2 separate regions of the Homo sapiens genome follow, and region 1 is linked to region 2. A link is a loop called in an ENCODE intact Hi-C map of the cell type or tissue named here. Cell type or tissue: B cell. All regions are shown on one strand. Links, peaks and the distances in the headings refer to the core of each region. The heading gives the core; the rest is flanking DNA.

What was found. A loop is a pair of places that touch in the nucleus more often than their neighbours do. Peaks named below come from ENCODE experiments on the same cell type or tissue, not always from the same donor. Only the 100,000 strongest peaks of a DNase experiment are listed, where the experiment ranks them.
Region 1: a loop joins it to region 2, with 3 times the contacts of the local background. A loop is called at or near these places in 1 of 110 quality-filtered maps.

What each region holds. Positions count from the first base shown.
Region 1 is chr11:62,024,195-62,027,342 of GRCh38, forward strand. No RefSeq gene overlaps it. Among named protein-coding and RNA genes, the nearest start is that of LINC02733, 57 kb to the right of the region's middle. RefSeq lists an enhancer at 1,394-1,493. In B cell, for the core only: no CTCF peak of the experiment used is centred there; a DNase peak (open chromatin) is centred at 1,587; H3K4me3 peaks cover 794 bases; H3K27ac peaks cover 1,738 bases.
Region 2 is chr11:61,890,634-61,893,781 of GRCh38, forward strand. It overlaps FADS3 (fatty acid desaturase 3), which reads right to left and starts at 912. Exons shown (of 12, transcript NM_021727.5): 1 at 536-912. The coding sequence starts at 748. RefSeq lists enhancers at 1-621, 211-380 and silencers at 581-710, 811-1,620. In B cell, for the core only: CTCF peaks have their summits at 1,406 (motif pointing left) and 1,610; DNase peaks (open chromatin) are centred at 608 and 1,418; H3K4me3 peaks cover 1,455 bases; H3K27ac peaks cover 2,500 bases.

The sequences.
Region 1 (3,148 bases), core at 462-2,961, 130 kb after region 2:
CAGTGGTGTGATCTCGGTTCACTGCAACCTCTGCCTCCTGGGTTCAAGTGATTCTCTTGTCTCAGCCTCCTGAGTAGCTGGGATTATGGGCATGTGTCACCACACCTGGCTAATTTTTGTATTTTTATTATTTTTATTTTTATTTTTATTTTTTTTGAGATGGAGTTTCACTCTTGTCACCCAGGCTGGAGTGCAATGGCGCACTCTCGGCTCACACAACAACTGCCTTTCAGGTTCAAGCGATTCTCCTGCCTCAGCCTCCCCAGTAGCTGGGATTATAGGTGCCCATCATCACATCCAGCTAATTTTTTGTAATTTTAATAGAGACGGGATATCACCACGTTGTCCAGGCCGGTCTTGAACTCCTGACCTCAGGTGATCCACCTGCCTCGGCCTCCCAAAGTGCTGGGATTACAGGTGTGAGCCACCAAGCCCGGCCATAATTTTTGTATTTTTAGTAGAGACAGGGTTTTGCCATGTTGGCCAGGCTGGTCTCGAACTCCCGACCTCAGGTGATCCACCCACCTCGGCCTCCCAAAGTGCTGGGATTACAGGCGTGAGCCACCGCGCCTGGCCATAATTTTTGTATTTTTCCATGTTGCCATGGAACATGGCATGTTGTATTTTTAATAGAGACGGGGTATCACCATGTTGGCCAGGCTGGTCTCGAACTCCTGACCTCAGGTGATCCACCCACCTCAGCCTCATAAAGTGCTGGGATTACAGGCGTGAGCCACCATGTCTGGCCAGAAAATAGCTATTTTTAAAAGGAGTGCAAAGTGAGGGTTTCGCACAGAAACTGGTATGTGGTAAGTGCTCCCTAAGTGTCAGCTATTACTAATTAATTAAGAAACAAGTAGTCCAAAGACAGTCAGTGTGTTTCCCCAAGCACACATCTTGGTAAGTTCCATGAAGAGGCATGGTCTGTAACTGTCTTGCCATGATCATTTTTTCAGGAGCCTAGAGCAGTGTTTGGCAGTCGATATGTCTTGAATGATTGAACAAAAGCTAGTTTGTGACAGAGCCACCCAGCGGAATGTTCACCTCGTCCAACTCTTCTACACAATCGAGAGAAACATTCTTTTCTAATTTCCTTCCTTTTTTAGAAAAAATTAATAGACCTTGGTTCTGTCCCCAACGGTCTGAATTAGGGGTTAATTAGGGTTAACCACATTTTGTATTTATATGTCCTTTCCTATGGAGACATCAAAGCCCAGAAATGTCACCTCAATGCCCATACAGCTTTCCCCTCACCTCCAAGAGTGACAGAGTGAAATTTAGAATCCCAGGCCCTTGCAGGTAAGTCTGACAGTTTCAGTGAGCTCTGGACGGGGAGGTGCCCACAGGGTTTGTTGGTCCAGAAAGCAACAGAACTCAGTAGGCTAAAGGGAAGTGAGTCAGTGTCTTAATGCACATGGATTTCAAAACAGTAGGGACTGCAGACTTCATGGTGTGAAGAAACGCATCTGACAGCTTTGTTATTACATCAGGAAAGCTGCAGTCAGCAGACACGTACGGGATGTGGGAGGTTTGTTTTGACCACACCCCTGTCAATAGTTACAAGATAAGCCAAAGCAAGAAGCACAGACACCATGCCTGGCAGAAAAGCGGCCGTTTGCGGAACTATTTTATGTAACACAAAACCACGTTTTCGGTCCGTAAGGCAGGGTCTCCACCTCATTGTGTGTGCACAGATCAAGCAATGACGATGGCTCTTGCCTACAGGAAGCAGCAGAATGTCCATGACCTTCCCCAGTGAGATCATCACTTCTACGGTGCCTGGGACTTCCTTACCTCTTTTTAAAGATCTCCCTCTGTGACAGCCCCCACCTTGCTCACGGAGGACTTAGTCTTCTTATTTGAGTCTTTAGAGCCAGCAGTGGCTAGCATGTTAGACTCACCTGGAGAGCTTTTAAAAAATCCCAGTACTTGGCTGCACTCAGACTGATTAAATTAGAACCTCTGGGCACACACACACAAAAAAATGCTAGACGCGATGTCTCACGCCTGTAATCCCAGCACTTTGGGAGGCCGAGGCAGGTGGATCATTTGAGGTCAGGAGTTCAAGACCAGCCTGGGCAACATGGCAAAAACTCATCTCTACTAAAAATATAAAAATTAATCAGATGTGGTGGTGCATACCTGTAATCCCAACTACTCAGGAGGCTGAGTCAGGAGAATCTCTTGAACCCGGGAGGCAGAATTTGCAGTGAGCCGAGATAGCACCACTGCCTTCTAGCCTGGAAGACAGAGCTAGACTCCATCTCAAAAATAATAATAATAATAAAAAGAACCTCTGAGGGTTGGGCTCAGGCAACAGTATTTTTTAAGCTCCCCAAGGTGGTCCTGACCAGGCCAAGATTGAGTAGCCTTGCTTTTGTGTCTTGCTGATAGGATGCATTCAGTAGATTTATTAAACAAAACCTTATTCCTTCAGTGAAGGCCAGTGACAGAGCCCTTGTTCTGGCCATTTTACTGGGCCAAGTTATAAGTAAGAATCATCTGCCAAGGCACAGGCCTATTGGCCCTCATCTCCTGTGGTTCCCAAAGCAAAACTGTTACTGGATGGAAGGTCTTGACTGTGAGTTGTCCAGGTTCTTGGCATGTTGAGCAAAGAATTGAACAAAATGCACAAAGCAACAAAAGAATGAAACAACGAAAGACAAACAAAGCAACACGAGAACGGAGTAATGAAAGCACAGATTTATCGAAGCAAAAGTACATTCCACAGAGTAGGAGCAGGCTTGAGCAAGTGGCTCAAGAGCCACCCCACCTCTCTCATTTAAGGATTTTTATTAGGCTAAAGGAATTTGGAAACACCGCTAGGTGCCCTTTAGAGGCCTCCAATTTGTTACACCCTATGAAGGATTGGCCTGTGACCAGTCAGAGGCTGAAGTGGAGCCTCAGCCTGCAGTCAATCAGAGGCTGAAGTAAAAACTTCTGTCTTGCCATCACAGGGGTGAGGTGTGGCCTGTGTGCTGCCTAATCTTGCCTAGAACTGGCTGCACCTGCTGTTCTTTTGCTTCTATCTTAACTCTTGGTTTACCCTCCCTGTTCTTCTGCCTCAATATGGCTTTGCTGAGGGCACAATTGGGGCCCAAGGGCCTTCAGACTCAACAGTATGGGGCCTTGGCATTGCTCCTCCCGG
Region 2 (3,148 bases), core at 458-2,957:
ACCCAGCCTGGCTGGCAAAGCCCTCCCACGTGCAGCTGCTAGCCCGGAGAGGTGAGTCACTGTCCCTGAGCCCTTTACAGAAGCTCTTGGGAAAGCCACAGACCTCAGGCCGGCCCAGCCCCCAGCCTCTAATGGCATGTCCTTACCGGCCCCTGGGGACCCTGCCCTGCCCTACCCCTAGCACTCAGCAAGCACCCAGCATGGGGACCCAGAACTGAAACAGGGACCTGGGAGCAACAGGGCAGCCCCTCACCCAGGGCAGGCTCTGCAGCATGACACACCCACCTCTGAGGCCCCCTCCTCCCCCGCAGACCTGCTCCGTGGACAGCTGCGGGTCCTCCACGCAGGGAACTGCCCTCCCTACCCCACATCTGGCCCTGGCTAGTCCACCCCAACTCTGGGTCCCGGCGTGGAGGTCAAAGGTCAGCGAGGGGAGGGAGGATGCTAAGGCCCCACAGGTGGAGCGGGACATCACGCCCACGACCGAGCTCCAGGCTCCACCCGCCGGTGGGTGGCTTCCTTATGGCTTCCTTACCGTGGCGTCCTCAGCGCCGTGGTGGCCGATGAGGCGGCTGCCCCCTGGGTGCCGCTGTGCCCAGCGGCTGATGTCGTAGACGCGGCGCTCGATGACCAGCCACTTGTCGCCGGGCTGGTCGTGCGCGCGGATCTGCTCCCAGCAGAAGGTGGGCAGCGGCGCCCCCGGCTGCGCGGGTCCCTCCCGCGGTCCCGGCTCCCCGACGCCGCCCATGCTGCACGCACGAGTCCTGGGGATCCCAGGCGGTGGCCGAGGTCCGAGCAAGACCCCGAGGGAAGCGAAGAGCGCTCCCGGGCGCCGCCTCCGCCGCCGCCCGCTGCTCCGGCCCCGCCCTGCCGCCGCGGCCGCCGTACGAGCGAGCGTGCGCCTCCCGGCTCGCGGCGCAGGGAACTCCCCGCCTTATAACCGCGCGGACGGCGCCCGCCTCGCCTCGCCTGCCCCCCCGCCCCCGGCCAGGCCCCGGCCCCCAAGGCTGGCTGACCCCCCGCGTCCGCTCCAATCCAGGCGCGGGGCCTCGGTCTCCATTGGCCGCCAGGGAGGGCGGCGTCGAGGCGGCCCGCCCCTCCCGGGAGGACAGCGGCCGCCACCCAGCCCTGCCCCGGGGCACCGTCCCGCCCCCTTTTCCCGGGCTGCCGGCTTCCAGGTTCTTGACTCCACCCGGAGCGCGGGGCCTGGGGACACAACACGCACCTGTTGGGCGTCCCGCAGCGCCTCGCCACGCCCTCGGGAACCGGAGGCGGAGTCCCGGTCTGTGAGCAGCGGGGCCTGGGGGGCTTCCAGCCGCGCGTCCTGCAACGTCAAATCCAGTGCGCCCAGAGGGGGGACGCTGTCTCGGGGTGCCTGTGAACAGCCTTCAAACCATGGGCCCCAATCTCTGCGGGGCCCCCACCGCCGCTGCAGCTCTCTCGGAGCCCTCTGCTGGGGGCGGGTGGCCTCCCCTCCGCCCTCGGCGCTGCAGGGCTGGGGATGCCCAGGGGTGGCCAAGGGGGAGGTAGGGGAGCAGGAGGGCACTGGCGCGTGGAGGCGGGCGCTGCCATCCATGGGCTGAGGACACCTGTGCTTGTTACTGCTTCCCCGCCCCTCTTTTTTGTTTTGAGACAGGAGTCTCACTCTGTCGCCCAGGCTGCAGTGTAGTGGCATGATGTCGGCTCACTGCAGCCTCAACATCCTAAGCTCAGGAGATACCCCCACCTCAGTCTCGGGAGTCCCCAGCTGGGACTACAGGCGCGCCCCATCATACCCGGCTAATTTTTGGTGTTATTTTATTTTTGTAGAAATGGGTCTTGCCATGTTGCCCAGGCTGGTCTTGAACTCCTGGACTCAAGTGACCCTCCCGCCTCCCAAAATGCTGGGATTACAGGCATGAGCCACTGCACCCGGGCCCCATCCGCTTTTTTTAATTTAAATACATTCAAGTCCTTTTGAAAGTGTAGGTAGCTCCCCTAATTGCTTCGGATTTCTTTGTGATAAATATACCTGTTCCTAAAAGTTAAGCGTTCACAGCAGCAAGGAATTCAAATCAGGCTAAAGTTACTTCCAGAGCGCTGGTCGTCAATCTTCCATCAGAACCACCTGAAAGGCTTCCATCAGAACCACCCAGGAGGGTTATTCGGTGGGTCTGGTGTGGAGGCAGAGACTTACATGGCCAGTTCACAGGTGATGCTGACCGGCTGGTTGGGGAAATGCACTTAGAAAACCCTAAGTATATTTCTCTGATATGCTAATATTTTGTCTTGGTCTAAAGAGGACCAGTATCCCCAGAAGGGCAGAGGGGGCGAGTTCTCCCTGGTACCAGGAGCTCCTGCCTTTGCTTGTCAGGACATCCAGCAAGGCCCATGATGTCATCAGGCACCGGGGCTGCCTGGGCCCTCTCCACTGAGGCACCCACTGACCATATCCTGGAACCCCAACCTGGCACATGTGTGTGGGGGTGCAAGAGCATGGCTGGTGGCCCTGGCCCAAGGGGGCTGCAGGCACCCCTACCCCGTACCATGTTCACACAGCACAGGAATGGAGAAGGCAGATTCTTGAAGGAATGCATCCCCTGCACCAAAATCCACTGAAGGCATGGACCTGGCCCTGGCCCCACCTTCAGCAGCCCTGAGTGGTCAGATGTGGCCATCCTAGGGGCTTCTTCCTTGGAGCCAGCCCTGGCCTGGTCTCAGCCCCTGTGTGTGAGGTGGTTGGGGGTTGTGATAGGTTAGAACCTCCACTTTCCCCAGCTGCCCCCAGAAGAGATGGGGAAGATGAAGGGGGGGCCACAGAATCATGCAAGAGCCGTGAGTGAGGGCAGGGATCACAGCCCTATTGGCCAAGTCCTCCTCGAAGGGATCACTGTGGAGGCCAGGCGGAGCTCCTCAGAATGCTCCTCAGGAAAGAGGGGCTGCACACAAATGGGCAACACACACACGAAAAGGTGCTCAGCATTGCTAATCATCAGAGAGCTGCAAATGAAACCACAATGAAATACTGTCTCACACTTGTTAGGAGGGCTCCTATAAAAAAGAAAAAGGCCTGGAATCCCACCACTTTGGGAGGCCGAGGCAGGAGGATTGCTTGAGCCCTGGAGTTCAAGACCAGCCTCGGCAACATAGCAGGAACCCCGTCTTTAAT